Regions from separate parts of the Mus musculus genome. Here region 1 is linked to region 2. A link is a loop called in an ENCODE intact Hi-C map of the cell type or tissue named here. Cell type or tissue: gastrocnemius. All regions are shown on one strand. Links, peaks and the distances in the headings refer to the core of each region. The heading gives the core; the rest is flanking DNA. Region 1 has its middle 35 kb from the start of Gm32881. Region 2 overlaps Pde4d (phosphodiesterase 4D, cAMP specific).

Evidence for each region. A loop is a pair of places that touch in the nucleus more often than their neighbours do. Peaks named below come from ENCODE experiments on the same cell type or tissue, not always from the same donor. Only the 100,000 strongest peaks of a DNase experiment are listed, where the experiment ranks them.
Region 1: a loop joins it to region 2, with 5 times the contacts of the local background. A loop is called at or near these places in 12 of 42 quality-filtered maps.

What each region holds. Positions count from the first base shown.
Region 1 is chr13:110,034,425-110,048,132 of GRCm38, reverse strand. No RefSeq gene overlaps it. Among named protein-coding and RNA genes, the nearest start is that of Gm32881, 35 kb to the right of the region's middle. In gastrocnemius, for the core only: a CTCF peak has its summit at 7,847 (motif pointing right); a DNase peak (open chromatin) is centred at 7,827.
Region 2 is chr13:109,920,126-109,925,125 of GRCm38, reverse strand. The region is part of intron 8 of Pde4d (phosphodiesterase 4D, cAMP specific); the gene reads right to left. Among named protein-coding and RNA genes, the nearest start is that of Mir1904, 19 kb to the right of the region's middle. In gastrocnemius, for the core only: a CTCF peak has its summit at 2,689 (motif pointing left); DNase peaks (open chromatin) are centred at 2,134 and 2,689; H3K4me3 peaks cover 2,022 bases; H3K27ac peaks cover 5,000 bases.

The sequences.
Region 1 (13,708 bases), core at 4,809-9,808, 120 kb before region 2:
TTTCTCTGCCTCTCCCCTCCTTCCCTTTCTCTCTGTCTCTTTCTCTCTCTCTTCTCTCTCTCTCTCTCACATACACCATTGAATGAATGAATGAATGAATGCATGCATGCATGCATGCATGAATGAATGAATATATGCATGCATGCATGCATGCATGAATGAATGAATATATGCATGCATGCATGCATGAATGGATGAATGAATGAATGAATATATGCATGCATGCATGCATGCATGCATGAATGAATGAATGAATGAATGAATGAATATTTTAGAGGATGGAGGGATGCCTTTTAAAAATACGCCTTAGATTTGGGTGCCAAGGATTCAAATCACAGAACTGACACAGTTTCAATTAAAATACCCTTAAGATCTTTGTATATGAAAAAGCTGAATAAAATATGAAGAAGATATTTAGAATATTTCTCCTCTTCTCTCTGGTTTCTTGGGGCATCTTTCCATATTTCTTCACCACACTTCCATGTATAATACTCTCCCAAGATCACTGATGCTCTGTAAAAAAACATTTGCATTTCTCTAATGACTGGACGTGTTTATCTTATATGACAGACAAATTGAGTGCACAAGGAAATACTGCAGAGGCCATACAACTTAAATAGTACAGGTCTAGGTGGGTTTTTATTTTCTAGTCCTGTTGGGCTAGGAAGAGACTTTTCCAAGGACATTGTGATATTAAAAAGGGTAACAGTTCATTGAGATTCACGATCCCTCATTTCCATTTGATCTTCAGGTCAAGGCTATAAATAAAATGATTTTAGTCCAAAGAATGCTAACTTTGGATTTAAAATGTAAATTGTTTAAGATTATGACCATCTCAAAGTCACTCCATGATCTGACAGCTAAAACCAGGCACAGTTAAATGGCATCTCCCATCATTTCTTCTGGGGACTCATAGCCTATAATTTCTTTCATCTGCTTACTTGGTGGGGAGTAGAGTTTGAAATTGTTCCCGTGTCAGACATGTATGCTGATGCTTCGCCATTTTTATAGTCTCCTTCCATAGGTAGGAAGCTTAGCCGCTGGTCAGCTTGGCCACTGTAGGGACAATAATGACCCAACCTGGATCATTCTAAACTTGACTCCCTCCATCTACTTGGATCAACTATATCAGAGTCTCTAGGTATGAGAAGTAGTTTTTAAAATCTTTTGGATCAACTATATCAGAGTCTCTAGGTATGAGAAGTAGTTTTTAAAATCTTATCAGGTCTTGGTTTTGCATTGCTGTAAATATATAACAGAAAACATAGCATATTTTTAAGATATTTAAAATGGCTTATTTGTTGTGTGTGCATACACAATCAATCGAACAAATCGATAGATAAATACTAGTTGTAGGAGGATTTTAGTTTCTTGTGGAATGAATAGTGTGTTCCAACTCTCTGCTTCCTGTCAGACAGGGACCAGTCTTCACTCCTACAGAATCTCTGTACCCTTGCTCACACTCCGCACATCCCTACGGGCCTCTCTCCAGGTCTTGGGTCCTGAGATGTCAGAGTCTGAGGCAGCACCACGCTTGGACCCTCACAGCTTTCCCCTTAAGTCCCACACTGTCTGCATTTCACTTCTGACTTCTGCCGCCTTTAAGAACTCATGCATTTTCTTAAGAATCTAAAATAATCTCCTGACTTATTTTACTATAGTTTGAGATTCATATCTGAATCGCATTTGTCATGTGAGGCAACATTTTACAGGAAACATCTCTGAAGGCCTTACCATCACACATACCACACACCTCAAGTGGTCGTGAGTGAGTGCAGAGTGAACTCCTCCCATAGAGAGCAACGAGTACATGGGAAACACAAATTGGACTTGGTGGGTTGGGTTTGGTTTGGTTTTTGAGGGGGAACAAGGGTGAAACGGTGGACCTGGAAAGAATGGAAAGTGGGTATGATCATGGTGCATTGTGTGGTATTCCCAAATAATTAATAAAAATATTATGTTGAGGGAAAAATGATGTCGCTCTCATGATTAAATCATGCCAAGATAGCAGCATGCATCGTGGGAACTCTCTCTCCTTTCCTCAACACTCAGGCTGGTAAAGCCAGTGGCCAATCGGACAGGGAGACATGAGGTCTACGAAGGAGATCTCTTTACACATGACCACCATCAAATGAATGGGTTTATAAGTAAATCTTTATGGAGTGGAATTTTGGTGATAACTGCAGATGCAGCCCATATCCTGATTGTATCCATGTTAAGAGACCCTAAGCCTGAAATCTTTAACAAAGTCACAACTAGAATCCTAGCCTAGAGAAACTGAAATAAAGCATGCCTTTTAAAACCTGATAAATTGTAGAGCCATTCATTGTTCAGTGATACATAGCTATTATCTATTATGATAATGACTTCCTAGCTAGCATTTCCTAAAACTAGGAATACCTCGTGCCTCATTACCTATACAAAGCAATATATGACTGGGTGTATAGGACACTGGGCCGGGCTGGAGACAACTCATTAGATAAAGCATGAGTCTGAGGACCTGAAATCCATGTAAATGTGGAAGAAGAGTCCATAAGTTGTCCTCTAACTCATAAAGAGAGCAACAACTTGCATACCAGAGCACATACATGTTCTCCACCCACCTTGCACACTCGCAAGAAATAAAACAGTAAACAACAATAATTTTAAAACTAAAAAAATGGATGTATTTAGATGCAACAAACGTATCTATATTTCATTGTCTATATTTCATTCAGAGTACTACATTTTCAAAATAAAGGGAGGAAGGTGAAAATCTAGACAAAAGACACCTAGTTATTCTGGACTTGGGGCATGTAAACCCTAGATTTTAGGAAACTGACTTATGCCAGTTGGGTAAGGAGAAAAGAACTGAGGACGAAGCCTGACTTAGCACAGCAAGGACAATTGCTCTTCTTTGTTGGAAATGAGAGCGGGGACCTAAGGAAGATTTCTCAGTGTGGCCAAGAACATTTATTTTAGAATCATCTGGAGTTGGGTAAATTGCAGAGCCCTGTGTCTTCCATAGTGAGAACTCCAGGTAGTAAATATGCCATGCGAGTAAGTATTTTAGCTATTTCTTCTTATGAAAGGTATGAGAGTCATGGATACAGTGGCTCGGTATGCGGACTTCAGACAACCGGTGCCTAGGCCTGACCTCGGAAAAGAAATTTGCACCACAAATGCTTGTCAAGGAAACCGATTGAATCGCATCCTGATTCTTTGCAGAACAGAATAAAAGCGTGGACAGTAATTTCTCACTTACAGCGCTAGGGGAATAACCGAGTGAGTTGGTGTGAAGACATGATGTGGTTCAGTGCCTGAAACCCAAGCAGGGCCCCTTCAACAGGGCCCCGGAACCCTCTTTTCTATGGTTGTTACACAGAGGCTTCTGACTGCAGAAAGGAAGGAAGAAATCACTTTGCCTCAGAGACACCAGAAGTTGGACAATGTGCCCTCAAGGTTTCTTGAGAGTGGTGGTTTGACTGAGAAATGGCTCCAGAGCCTCCTGTAGTTGTACACTTGGTGCCCAGGTGGTGGCGCTGTTTGGGGAGGACCTTGAGGAGGCGTATTCTTCTTGGAGAAAGTCTCTCACTGAGTGCAGAGCTTAGGTCTTATGGGCTTGTCCCATCTCCTGTTCTCTCTAATTCAGATTCCTGTGCATTAATAGAAGTGCCAGCTCCTGCCTTCATGGTTGCCCCGCCTAGTGTCATGCCTTATCCTGCATCCATGCTCTGAAATCCTAAGCTAAAATAGACCCTCATTTCTTTTCGTTGATTTTGGGCATGGCATTTTACCACAGCAACATAAAATATCTAATACACTGGGGTGATAGTCTTAACTGAAGATGCCTTTTCAGTATTTATGGGAAAGCTGTTTTTTTCTTATAAAGTTCATGTGCAGCAGTGAGAACCCCCAAAGTGTCATATCAGGAAACATTGTATATGCTTTTGTCTGTCATCCCCCCTCCCCCGCCGCCACCACATCCTTTCCTTTCTAGTCCCTAAATAAGGCATTTTGTTGACGTTTCTAGCCAGAGATGTTTAGATGTTGGCTGGCTTTATCCATATATGATGTGTCTGAAACTCAATAGTAATTTTGAAAACACTGTAACATTCTTTTTAAGTAATTCAAGCTAAAAAGCGAATTTCTCTAAAAGAGGTTCAGTCTTAAAGGATATATATATATAGTTGAAAGAGTGCAATGGTATTCGGAAAGCTATTTCACACAATTTCGTGGCTTCTCCGGAACTAAACTGATAGGGACAATGCCACTTAATTTGTCTTAGATTTTAATATGTTTATTGTCGTGATCACATCACTATGGAAAATTTTAAAATATATTAAGTTGTCTTTCAACATTCTTGTCTCTGAGAAGTGGAGATGAAGCTGTAGGCTACACAGTCACCTTTACAAACAAATGAAGAGAGAGTGGAGCAGACATGGCCTTTATAGACTAAGTCACCGGAAGCTCCTGGTTTGCTCCCTTCAGGTCATTCACTGAGGAAAACTAGCTCCTGAGTGCGTTGAAGAGTTAAGAGTCCCATGGCCTCCTGCCAACAGGCATGAGCACCTCAGAAACAGATCCTACTGGCTTGCTCAGTCCATCCTATGTCTGCAGCCATTCTGCATCCTGGCTGGAGGAATCTGAGCTTCCCAGATAAGACACTCCAGATTCCTGGGACGAAGAAAAAGTGAGCTGCCAAGGGTTTGTTGGTTTCAACCATTATTAACTTTGGGCATAAATTTATCAGTTATCTACCTTTTACTTCTCAGACACATTTTAGTTGACAGGTTTATTTGTTTTAATGTATAACAACTAAAATATAGATTGAGCACTTCTAAATCAAAATGTCCATCATGTGAAACTTCTTGGGTTAGCAAGATACCATGAGTAGAAAACAGGACACGTGACCTTATCTACAGATCGCTGTGAAAACACAGGTGGTCATGTTAGTGTTTGTGTCAAAACACCTAGGCATGTCATTTTCCTGCTTAGATGATACAAATACCTTTGCACCCTATTGGTCCAAATAAATAAATTAATAAATAAATAAATAAATAAATAAATAACCAACCTGCTTCCAGTCTCAAGTATTTGGAATAAGGATACTCAAATTGTATTGTGACATGTGAGTGAAAGGATATTTAACTCCTCTTAGGATGACATAGTGCAGATGGTATGTGTAGAACCAGGGTTAGGGTTAGGGTTAGAGTTTTGATAAAGCAAAGGAAGAAAAGCTGGGAAAGACTGATTTGACTGCACTAAACTAGAGGTGCATCCTATCTTAAAGTTTTACTGCTGTGAACAAACACCATGACCAACACAAGTCTTATAAAGGACAACATTTAATTGGGGCTGGCTTACAGGTTCAGAGGTTCAGTCCATCATGATCAAGGTGAAAGCATGGCAGCATCCAGGCAGGCATGGTACAGTAGGAGCTGAGAGTTCTACATCTTCATCTGAAGGTTGCCAGTGGAAGTCTGACTTCCAGGCAGCTAGGACGAGGGTCTTAAATCCCACACCCACAGTGACACACCTACTCCAACAAGGCTACACCTCCAAATAGTGCCACTCACTGGGCAAAACATTTTCAAACCATGATACATCCTGTATTAGTCAGGGTTCTCTAGAGTCACAGAACTTATGGATAGTCTCTAGTTAGTAAAGGAATTTATTGATGACTTACAGCCGGCAGCCCAATTCCCAACAATGGTTCAGTCGCAGCTGTGAATGGAAGTCCAAGGATCTAGCAGTTACTCAGTCTCACGCAGCAAGCAGGCGAAGGAGCAAGAGCAAGAGCTAGACTCCCTTCTTCCAATGTCCTTATATTGTCTCCAGCAGAAGGTGTAGCCCAGATTAAAGGTGTGTTCCGCCACACCTTTAATCCCAGATGAAAGGTGTAGCCCAGATTAAAGGTGTGTTCCTTAAACTCGGAGATTCAATCTTCTGGAATCCATAGCCACTATGGCTCAAGATCTTCAAACCAAGATCCAGATAAGGATCTCCAAGACTCCAGATAAGGGTCACTGGTGAGCCTTCCAATTCCGGATTGTAGTTCATTCCAAATATTGTCAAGTTGACAACCAGGAATAGCCACTACACATCCCCAACCATAATTGCTAGATTCATTTTCCTGGTGGCCACTGAAACCTTCTTATTGTTAAGATAAACAGTCTACAATCAGCTCAAAAGAAAAGGTGATTGCTAGGTAGTTTCTAACTGTACTGGAGACATTTAAGTTTAACTCGTTCCTGCTCAGATGTAGTAATTGAGTCAAGACTTAGCTCTGCAATGACATGGCAGGTCTGTTTGATTTGCTAGTGTAGCATCAAGGGGACGCTGTGTTAATAATGCAGTCCAAATGTCTATCTGACTACACACAGAGAAAGACAGACAGAAAGGATGTGCAACTGTGTTTGGTTTTAGATTTCTTATTCGTCCATTGTTGTATTAGGATGATTTTCTCAAGTCATCTCCAACACTAATGTCTTGTGGGTGGTGGTATTTTGGGGAGGCAGGGGCTAGTTCTCTGTTTTGGTGATGATGGTGGTAGTGGTGATTTGGGAGATTGGACCTAGGAGTGTGTTTATGCTCGGCACCTGCTTAGACAATAAACTCTACAGTCAGTCTGCAGCATTTCTACTGGAAATATTGTAGTCCTTTTTTCTTAAAAGGAACGCCCCCTTTTTAGATTTCTGTATTTATTTTATGTTTGTGAGTACACTGTACCTGTCTTCAGACACCCCAGAAGAGAACACCAGATCCCATTACAGATGGTTGTGAGCTACCATGTCGTTGTCGGGGATTGAACTCAGGACCTCTGGAAAAACAGACAGTGCTCTTAACCCCTGAGCTATCTCTCCAGCCCCCAATATTGTAGTTCTTTTAAAATCGAAGTAGTGTAATTTATTGACGTAATTGCCTTCTTGTACTTAGGTTGCTTCCAACGTTGAAGTCACCATTACTGCTGCACTGAATCTCTCTCAATCAAAGCTTTGCCTGCCTCTCTCCCTCCCCACGACTCTCTCTCCTGCTACCTCCTCAGCACAGACCACAGAGCTCCCTTCTAAAAACACTAGAATGACTTAAAAACTCAGTGGCGTTTTATTAAGATTAGCATTATGTTAAGGTTTCCCACCAACACTGTATAACTTGTTTAATTGAGCCATTAGGTTTTTTTTCCGTGAGATTCTGAAGCAATTGAGAGCATTTCTGTCATCTCCACAACTACCCAGCACCATTTGTTTCCTTCCTTGCAAACCCTTCAGCTGATGATAATGCCTTTCGTAAGGATGCTAAGGCCTCTAGCCTGTAGCCCTGGCACCAAATTCCTGTGAGTCGAGGCAAACAGAATGGACGAGGCCTCTAGTGATAGCTCATTGAGATGCCAGAAGACGGCAAAGCCCCCTTTCCACCAGGAAAATTGTGGTGAGTCATATGAAAGACAGGAAGCAAAAGAATGTACCACCAATAAACTTGAGTTAGGTGAGCAGGCAGTAGTTTCAGGATCATGGTCGCTGCACACACCATCACCCATGCTTCAACATCGCTATGAAACCCAGTGCAGAGTTCTCTTGAACAGGTTTAAGTCTTGCAGATGCTGAGTCTGAGACAGTGCATGCCTTCTTAGATGTGAACAGTATTGAACCTGAGCCTTGCCTTTGTGGTCCAGATTATAGCATTTTCACTCCATGTCTTTTAGAATTGTGGGATGGAATATTGGGAGAATGAAATGATCCTGTGCCCAGCATGGTGCCTGGCAAGCTGCTCAGTGTGTGGTAGGGTATTTTTTTTTTTTTTTAAATCAGTATTTTCTATAGTGTGGACAAGGCTGAAAGGAAGCTGTTGTGTCCCATCTCCACCAGCAGAGGGCAGAATAAGAATGACTGTGACTCTTTCAAATCTGACTGGAGAATACAATGCCATCTGAATGCAACCCTTCAACATCACTTCGTAACCCTTAAATCTTGAGAGAGGCCCTGGGAGACTTAGAAATAGGAAAAGAAATGTGAATAATATGTAAAAATCATTACAACATAATCTGAAAATATAGAACTGCTGCAACACACACACAAACATACACACATAGACACTCAATTACATGTTTTATTTTTAATTACACTTACGTACTTAGCGTGCATGCATGTGGTGTGCACATGTGTGTGCACATATGTGCATTCATTAGTGTGCACTTGTATGTGAGTGAGCATGTATAAGTGTGTGTGTGAGTGTGTGTGTGTGTGTGTGTGTGTGTACATACAGGGATCAAAACTCATCTTATACCAGTTCTTCCAGTATGAGGGTTGAAGAGTAAATTCAAGTTGTCAGGTTTGACTGCAAGAGTCCTTACCTGCTGAGGTACACATACACATGGGTACGCATACACATGGGTACACTGGTGCCCATAAATTTTGTCAAGCTAGAAAGTCTGGGAAGCAAAAGGAAATACAAAGTGACCTCGAGGATTGTCTTCATTGAAAAAGACTCAGCCGTACCCTCACAGTTAACTTAACAGGCAGTTCAGGGGTGGAACAAAGGAAAATATGGAAGAATCGTATCACCAACACCAGTTTCTCTTTGAAGCAAGCAACAAGATCTTTTCCAGAAACAAGATGTTAAAACAGAGTTCTGTTTTGTTTTTCTTAATGATAGAGGTGGAGAGAGAGAGAAAAATAAAATGCTTTAGATACAGTGACCTCTGAGTCACCTAAGGCTACCCGAGGAACAGAAAAAGGAAGAAGGAGAGCGAATGTTTGCACTTCCTGTCAGCCTCTCCAAGTGGCGACCGTTTGATATTACACTCTCCCGCAGAGAGGTGGCATGGGCCAAACAGACTTACCCTCTACCAGCATAGGACAGATGGTAAATATCTCTCAGAAATATCAGGCCTGTGATTGGTAGAAAGCAATAGCAGCCCGGTGGCCACGTGTTACCAAACAACCTCGTTTTTAATAGTGTTTGTCGGGTGGGTTGGCTCAGATGACTTCTTCAAATAAAATCAAATTCTGGTAGAAGGATAACATGCTGGGTTAGTAGCAAGGCTTTGCTGGTCGGTACGTACAGTCAAGAGAAAGTATCCGCTAAACTCAGGATAAAAAACGGTAGCCAACGTCCGTCCGCGGAGACAGAGCTTCTGGCTCCTCCCAGCATCCCTGTCAGCTGTGCAGACACATGGCACCCCCCAAAGCATGCAGACCACACTGCTGTCTGCTAGGGAGCAGAAGCACAGAGTATCTTATTCTCCAAGTGCATCTGCCTCTCTAGGACTCTTTTAAATCAACCCCAGTGTGGGGGAGGGGGTGGGGGGGGACCATTCCATCTATCAAAATTACATGTAGGGGCGGAGGGCAGAAAAACCATGACAACCTTACATTCTCACACCCACCCCAGAGACACTGAATAGAATCAGCCAAACTGTGCACACTGAACGTTTATAGTCAACGAATCCCATAAACACCACATTGAAATCTGCTGAGCTACAGGGGTGTTGGGAAACATGGGATAATAATTGGAATGCATAATTTAATAATGATATCACATTTTTTTCCAAAAGATTTACTATGTGTGAAGTGATCTCAGATATATTTTCCACTGAACTATATGCCATGGCCATCCTGGGACAACTGTAATGTAAATACAAATATACGTTGTGTATTTTACAAGCACCACATTGCCATATCCTGTGAGTTAAACTCTCTTGGGATCCTACGTGTTAAAGGATGGGGGAGTGTGTAGTTGAACCAAATTAAACTTATCCAAATCTAGCTTATGAATGAATAAGACTCAAACTATGGTTATCTTATTAAGCTTTGACAATTACAGGGGGAGGGGGTAACCCCTAATCTACTTTTCTAGCTGCTGGCCTGGCTACCTTCCCAATGGTGTACCCCAAATACTTCCAGCTTCTCAAGGTCCATCTCCTCTCATGGTAGTCCCCTCCCTCTGACTCCTTTTTCTCCCAACCAGGTAACTTCAAACCCACCTACCTCTAGCACCTCCAGTAATTGGCTGTAACCATTTTAATCTAATCAACAGTTTTAAATTAAGGAACAAAGTTTGCACAACAAAAGCTGATTAATGTGAGAATTCATTCCCAGGCAACTAGACTTTTGGGTACAGAATTCAGCATTACCATACACAGCAACATACCAAACCTCAACAATTCCCCTTTTGTGGGTGTTTGAGTGCTGTGAAGAGACACCAAGACCACAGCAACTCTTATAAAAGGAAGCAGTTAATTAGGAATCGATGATAGTTTCCGAAGCTTAGGCCATTATCATCATGACAGGAAGCCTGGCATCAGGCAGGCAGACATGGTACTGGAGAGGTAGCTGAAAGTCCTACATCAAGATCTGCAAGCTTCTGGGCCTGGCTTGGACTCCTGAAGCTGCAAAGCCCACCCTAGTGACACATTTCCTCCAACAAAACCACACCTACCCCAACAAGGCCACACTTCCTAATCTCTCTCAAGTAATACCACTCTGTGATGACCAAGCATTCAAATATATGAGCCTATGGGGGGCCATTCTTACTCAACTAACCACAGTTGTCTCTAAAAATCCCTATCATTTTCCACTTTGTACTATACCTGCCCCTGCCCCCGACCCCGCCCCCGACCCCGCCCCCGACCCCGCCCCTGCCTCTGCCCTTGCCCCTGCTGCACCAAGTTAAATTTATTCTACTGGACGGTGAACCGTTTTACTTTCCCCTGGAGGCTGTGTAATGGCACAATCAAATCAGCAGGAGCAGCAGAGGTTTGAGTTCTATCCTCTGCAAAGATGGTTGCGTCTTTGTATCTGACTTAGTCTCACATACAAAGAGCCAGTCTCCAGCTGCAGAGTTTCCTGTCAATAGCGAGTTGTTTACAAGTTTGTAAGATCGTGTGATGGCTGACTTTGCCCAAGAGTTAATCATAGGTTCAGCTCTGCTCTGGGGCCTTCTAATGTGAAGAAAACAGAACTTGAGCAGTTATCTATTACTTTTTTTCTTATTGTCAAATCTGGGCTGTGATTGCCAGTTCTGGGTTAAGCATAAAGGAAACTGATGTAGCAACGCGCACTAGTACAACCTGTACTAGTAGCTGGATGTTAATGTAGTACATATGGCCTTCAATGGAGTTTTCTATACCTTTCGGTTTTTCTAGTCATGTCTCTAACTTGTTCTGCAACCTCAGGAATGTTATATTGCCTCCTGGTTCTTACCTATTCATTAGAAATAAGGAGTTTGCTATTAAAAAGAATGAATTTATGAAATTCCTAGCCAAATGGATGGACCTGGAGGGCATCATCCTGAGTGAGGTAACACATTCACAAAGGAACTCACACAATATGTACTCACTGATAAGTGGATATTAGCCCAAAACCTAGGATACCCAAGATATAAGATACAATTTGCTAAACACATGAAACTCAAGAAGAATGAAGACTGAAGTGTGGACACTATGCCCTTCCTTAGAATTGGGAACAAAACACCCTTGGAAGGAGTTACAGAGACAAAGTTTGGAGCTGAGATGAAAGGATGGACCATGTAGAGACTGCCATATCCAGGGATCCACCCCAGAATCAGCTTCCAAACGCTGACACCATTGCATACACTAGCAAGATTTTATCGAAAGGACCCAGATGTAGCTGTCTCTTGTGAGACTATGCCGGGGCCTAGCAAACACAGAAGTGGATGCTCACAGTCAGCTATTGGATGGATCACAGGGCCCCCAATGGAGGAGCTAGAGAAAGTACCCAAGGAGCTAAAGGGATCTGCAACCCTATAGGTGGAACAACATTATGAACTAACCAGTACCCCGGAGCTCTTGACTCTAGCTGCATATGTATCAAAAGATGGCCTAGTCGACCATCACTGGAAAGAGAGGCCCATTGGACACGCAAACTGTATATGCCCCAGTACAGGGGAACGCCAGGGCCAAAAAATGGGAATGGGTGGGTAGGGAAGTGGGGGGGGAGGGTATGGGGGACTTTTGGGATAGCATTGGAAATGTAATTGAGGAAAATATGTAATAAAAAATATTTAAAAAAAAAGAAATAAGGAGTTTGAATCATTTGGCTGAGGCAAACGTTCTGTGAGTTCAAGAACAAGCATATTAGAAAAACTCATTTTTCACTCTACTGTCAACACTCAAAGAGTGTTCCAGTGCTGGGAAGAGACACCATGACCAAGGCAACTCTTATAAAAGAAAACATGTAATTGGAGGTTGCCCACAGTTTCAGGAGTTTCGCTCATTGTCTCATTGTCGTCATGGTGGGGAGCATGGAGTCGCGCAGGCAGACATGGTGCTGGAGAAGTAGCTGAGAGTTCCACATCAGGGTCCTCAAGAAACAGGAAGAGAAAGCCTGGCTTGTACTCATGAAATTTCAAAGTGACATACTTTCTCCAACAGCCATACCTACCCCAGATCCAATCATTTAGAGCGTGTTTGACTGTGTATATCAAAATATAACTCAAAGCAGTTTAAAATAAATGTATTTAGAAAGTACAACAAAGGTCTGGCAAGTAAGACAGGCTGCAGGGCTTTTAGAAAGGGTTGGTAGGTGAGGGGTTGAGATGGACAGTGAGCATGCCCCTTATTGACCACGCCCCTTATTAAATCGCCCCTCCCTGTTTCCCTCTTAATGAAACTAATAGTCATTCCCTTTCATCCAATCAAAAGGGAAGCATTCTATTCTCATAGACACTCCCCAAGACTTGAAATTCTTTACCAGGCACAAAATTCCGGGCTTGCCCACTCCCTATGCCCTCCCCACAAATGACCACTATATCCTGTCTATTGGTTGTACTCAAACGGTAAGGGAAAGTCAAATGGAAGAAAATGAAGCCATTGAACAATTTCAGAATCTAGAGTCCACTTGTGTTACTTATGCATGCTTTGGGCTGAGGCAACCTCAAGACCTAATTTATGTCAAAGGAAGAAACAGTAGAGTGACTCCAACCCCAGAAACAACCCTTGACTGACATTCCCTAACCGATAAAACAGCGGCCCAGTGTCGGTGGCTCCTGAGTTCTTCTGGGCTGCTTTCAACACTGTACATTTTCACTTCCTCTCCTAATGAAGACTTTTAACATGCTGGTCTACTGTGGCTGCCTGTATATCCTTTTATTAATAAGACCGAGAACCTGGACAGAGGGCAGTCTACCTTCCTGACAGTTTCAGCCGTGGCTTCACAGTGGCACTGACTGCAGAACCTTCTGAGCTTTCCTGTCTTTCCCACCCATAAATAAGGAGCTGGATAAATTCCTCAGATACATCGTGTCCAAATGGCACAAAGAGGAGGAGGGGGGAGAGGGAGGAGGGAGAGGGAGAGGGAAGGGGAAGGGGAGGGGGAAGAGGAAGAGGAGAGGAGAAGGAAGAGGTGGGGGAGGAAAAGGGGGAGGAGGAGAAGGAGGAAAGGAGGAAGGGGAGGAGAAGGGGAAAGAGGAGGAAGGAGAGGAGGAGGGTGAAGAGGAGGAAGGGGAGGAGGAGGAGGGAGAGAGGAGGAAGGGGAGGAGGAGGAGAAAGAGGAGGAGGGAGAGGAGGAGAAGGAGGAGGAGAAGTGATATAAGGGTCCAAAATCGCTGAAGGAAGATCTCGGACTCAGAGAGTATACAAAAACGAGTGTTTATTCTGCAGAAACAACCAGCATACAGGGGGTCAACCATTCTCCAAAATGGTGGCCTCAGGCAAAGGCACACACACAGGCCTTCTTGTAGAGAACAGGAGAATTCTCTAGAAGGATCA
Region 2 (5,000 bases), core at 1-5,000:
GACTTCTCGCCTGAACTTCGGTACCACGTTTCCAAACTCACCATACTCTCCCATTTCAAATGTCCTGCCCTAACGTCACCTGGAACTTCTTCAAAACCGTGAACCGTTTTTCTATTTAAAGTAGTCCGTATAACTACTCCAACTGCAGTCACTGGGCCCGTGTTTCTTCCAGTGCCTCAGATGAAATCTGTGACTCTTTCTGTCCATTCAGTGGGTATCTCGTGTGAGTCACAAGCTATCAGGTGTTTAACATAAATCATCCAAGCGAATCCTTGAGTAACCCTAGGGTGTTCCCTTCCACCAGCCTACTCCTCTTCTTCGAAACATTGTGACCAGTCCTGTCTTCTGTAAGATACCATTTAATCTGGTCTGTTCCTTCCTGTCTCCACTCTCAACACGTTAATCCGAATCATCACAGAGGCGGAGAGCAGCTTCGGTGTCAACGCCCCTATCCCCCACTTCCACGCACAGTGAGACCTGGGTGGGAAAATGGTTTTCCCCACTGCACGCTGATACTCAGGATATGGATTTCAACTTGAACTTGAACGCCTTTAGTACCCAGCTTCTGCAACTGTGCGTCAGAACCCCACATGAGACTGAATGCAAGGTCACAAAGTTTTGCAACAGTACAACGTTTCTGAACACACAACAATAGAAAATCAAAATCAAGTGCACGATGAATCTGAGGCGTCTGGTGTCACCTGGGTTGTATATAATGTGACTTCATAGGACCCTGGCTAAGACTGCACGGTATGCATGCTCTGCACTGTGAGGTAACACCACAGAGCAATGCTGGAACAAATTTGGCTCAAATCAGGTTATATGTTATTAATTGCCAGGCTTTTACTCTGCACACAGTGAATCCAATTACACGAAACACACTTTATATTTTTCTGCCATTCTTGGCCAAGTTAACTATCAAATTGAGTAGCTTTGGGTTGTATTGCTAGTGATTTAGAAACTACTATTTGAGTTGCTGCCTTGAGTGGTCCTGCTTTTTAAGCCTTGCGACACATTTTGTGTGATTGAGATTAAAACACGATTTCCTTTTTTCAATTGCCCCTAACCACATTTCTGCCACGTTGTACTCTGTGTATTTATTATGCAAAGGGGTGTTGCTGTTAGTATTGAGGATTACAAAACTAAACGGCTGATCAACTCCAAATCACACTGAAGCGACTGTGCATCCTACAGTATCAAACAGCCACAACTTGACTCTGCATAAAAAATCAAACAATCAGATCCATCCACCAGCGTGCAGATTTATTTTATTCTTTAATAAGTTAGGGAAAACCTGTTAGGCACACCAAGAAATCATTTTACAATGCAGCTCTTTGTGATTATTATCAGTAAATTTTAGGTTAATACATTTATTTTATAGACCCATATGTTTAGGGTCACGTGAAGATTTCTCAGTCACAGGTCACAAGTGGGTTAAGTTTAAGAAGCCTCACTTTAGCATACAGTCCGAACTTCTAGGGTGCCCACTGCAGCAATTTAATCTGCATAGAAATACCCTAGCAAGCTGTAACATTCTACAGTGACACTGAGCTGGCCTTTGTGATCAAATGACTCTCTGACTGTGGCATCCAGATCACGGGAGGCCTTACACATTTCACCTTGCTGCTTGAACGTGCCACAGTGCCGATATGAAGGAGAGTCTGAGGAAGTCATGTGGACTTTGTGGAAGAGGAGAGGGACAGAGGGAACAGAGAGCAGCCCCAGGAAAATCTGCACACATTTCAGTTACTAACCAGGGGAGTTTTCAGAGGCTCACAGCCCGGGAACACCTGATCGCAACACACCCCAACACCCCCGACCTCACACCACAAGATAGGAAACACCTTTTGAGATAGGGCCATGAAAAGGTAATCAATGAACAACACACCTGGGCTGTAAAGAGAATAGCTGTCACACAGTCAGGAAGCCACAGACAGGGCTGGGATCTGAAATCAGACAGTGTGGCTTCACAGTACTCTCAAGTGACAGAGAGTAAAGTACCTCATAGCACTGCACACAGCAGGCAGTACTGCCTGTGTGTCGACGGAGGACGATCGATCGTATATGGAAGAGTCGAAGGCTGACTTAAAATGGGACAGCATTCAGTAGGGCAGGGAAGGGCTGGGGGAGGTGTACGTACGTGTGGGCGTGTCCCACGGGACTGGCTCTCACAGCACCTCAGACTCAGGGAGGTCGTCTTAGCAGCAGTAGTTTATCACACAGCACTCAGGAAACTGAAAACATCTGATCCTATATAACCAATCATATTCGTTTTATACCCTTCTACATAAAAATGAAAGACACAGAGGGAGATGTGTAGTAGCCAGGAATAAAGTCAATATTAAGTAGGTGCTTACATATACTGTTAACGCTTAGATTATATTGACAGATGAAAATGTGATTATTAATTCCTCCATACAGAATTCTGAGGCATAACTGAAATTCAGACGCTAAATTCAAATAGCTATCACAAACTAGGGAGCCTCTGTTTGTTTTTCAAGTGCCTTGAGATAGTTTTAGGGGGTGTCAATAACAACCCAGAATTCGTTTATAATCAATCCTTTAAATTATATAATTTAGAATTTACTTTCACATGATAAAAACTCTTTCCTGAGAAACTCTATTAAGAAAACCTGACCGCTAGTAGATCCACTGAATCTATTTGTATTTGGCGCCCCCTAGTGATAAACCACATGAATTTGACTTAACCAGCTCTGAGGCCCAGACTGGCATCACAGACAAAATGGGAGGGTTTGAATAGGGAACGAGACTAAACCAAAACATGACAAGGCAGAGGCCCAGAGAGATCAAATGTACCATTTCATAAGTGGTATCTGCTCTTGAGAGTATCATAAACATTTAAGACTGACCTTTAAGACCTAAGTCATCCTCTGAAACATCCAAGACTAAACCATGACCTGATTTTTTTCCCCCAAAATGACTTTATTTAAAACAGCAAATAAATACCCGAAACACTTATTTAGAAAGAGTCTGACACCGTACGTACTATGTCTGTTGAGGAGTTCCTGGAACCAAATTAACAGGAACCTAAGTTGATGTTTGTATTTTCATTTCTTGGCTAAGTGGATTGACTAAGACACATTAACATATGTGGTGGTTTGAATGAGAAACGAGAATATCACGCATAGGCACAGATTTCTGAATACTTGGTCCCCATGGGTGGTGGAGTTTGGGCTGTCTGAGCTTGTTTAGAGGTATGGCCTTGCTGAAGGAAGTCTATCCTAGGAGCAGGCTTGAGGTTTAAAAGCCACACAACTCTTCCTGGCCTCTCTCTGCTTCCTGCTTGCGGTTCCAGATAGGAGCCCTCAGTTTTCCTGCCCTTAGCCACAACACGTCTCTTCTGCCATAATGGAACACCGAGTCAAACAAAGCCTTCCTTCTACCGGTTGCCTTGGTCATGGTGTTTTACTGCAGCAAGAGAAGTGACAAATTCACACAGCGTTCTCCATTCATTGATACAGCTTGGATTCATATAGGCAGCTGTGTACATCCAAAGCTATTTTGTCAGCTTAGCTGAAATCACCATCATCACGGCTATCCCTAGCATGACACTGGCTTCACTGAGGAATAATCAATGCAACTGGCCAAAGGCCACATGAAGGGAGGCGTCTTTGCTTCTACGTGTGAACGGAGGAGGTCAGCCTGTCACCGGTGGCACATGGCATGATTTTATGCAAAGGATGTGCTACAGACTCCATCAGAGCAAACGCCGAACTGTTACAACTAATTAGCAAAAACCAACGCCTAAGAGGATGCTCTCGCTCCGCATCGAAAAGACAGACGATGCTCACTGGGTGCTGACTCTAGTCCATGTTCTAGATCTGCTGGCCAAACCCAACCATTCTCAGAAGCCGTGTGCTTTCCGAGTCTGGCCACTCTTGGGAAGTTTTGTCCCTACTCACCGGTCTGTTCTCTTTCTAGTCGGGGAGAATCTGCCTCCCATTTTTAGCACATGAACATTCCCCTCTCGTAAGACGGGTTTGGGTCTAAGGCAGAATTTCCCAGAATGCAATGTAAAGAACATCTATCTTGTAAAACACCTTCAGATGATGTCCACTGTGAAATTGTCATTTTAGACACAAAGCGAAGCATTTATGAAGGTTATATACATTAACATAGTCGAAAGATGTACTATGTATGGTATAAGAGCTATACTATGTAACCTGGTTTATATTTACCTTTTATTTAACATTTCCCAAACTAACTTTACTACTGAACCCTTCTTATGACCAGCAAGTAGCAACAGCCCACAGCACTGAAGTTTCATAGAGCACTCCTCCAAAAGTAACAGACTCCCCGCACTAGATACAAGTAATTTTTAATAGACATTCACTTACTATCTCCACAGATGACTGTTCAGTAGCTACCTAGGAGCGGAGAAGCAATAAAGCGGCAGACCAAGTAAGTAAACAAGTAAACAAACAAATAAACAAATGAGAAGAGGCCAAACATTAAAGTCAGGAAAGCTCCCCAGGTTGAGAACTGAGACGGGACGCAACGACCTAGAAAGAGACAATTGCAGTGCTGTTCAAGAAGTGTGTGCACAACCTGTCTATCAACTGGGAAGACATCAATGCGGGTCATGCAAAGGCTGGAGAAAGAGAGGGGGGTGGAAGATCAGGGAAGATTGGCTGATGGACAGCAGCAGGAGTTCTGGTGTACCCTACAGAGTATGCCATGTATTTCAGAAACCTAGAAGACAAGACGTGTTTTCACCACAAGGAAGTGCAAAAGAGGTGTATTTCACTTGATTTAAGGGTTTCATTAAGTAGGCATGTTTTGTAATATCACATGATGGTATCCTATTAGTACGTACAGTTTTTTTTTTGGTTTTATGTATCAATTAAACACAGTGTCCAATTTTAATAACTAAAGAAGACTTGAGGCAGAATCCACCATGCAGAATGAGGCCACGAGGGAGGACACAGAGGCATCCTGGAAGGCTCCGAGGAGATGGTTTATAATTTAAACCCGGCATG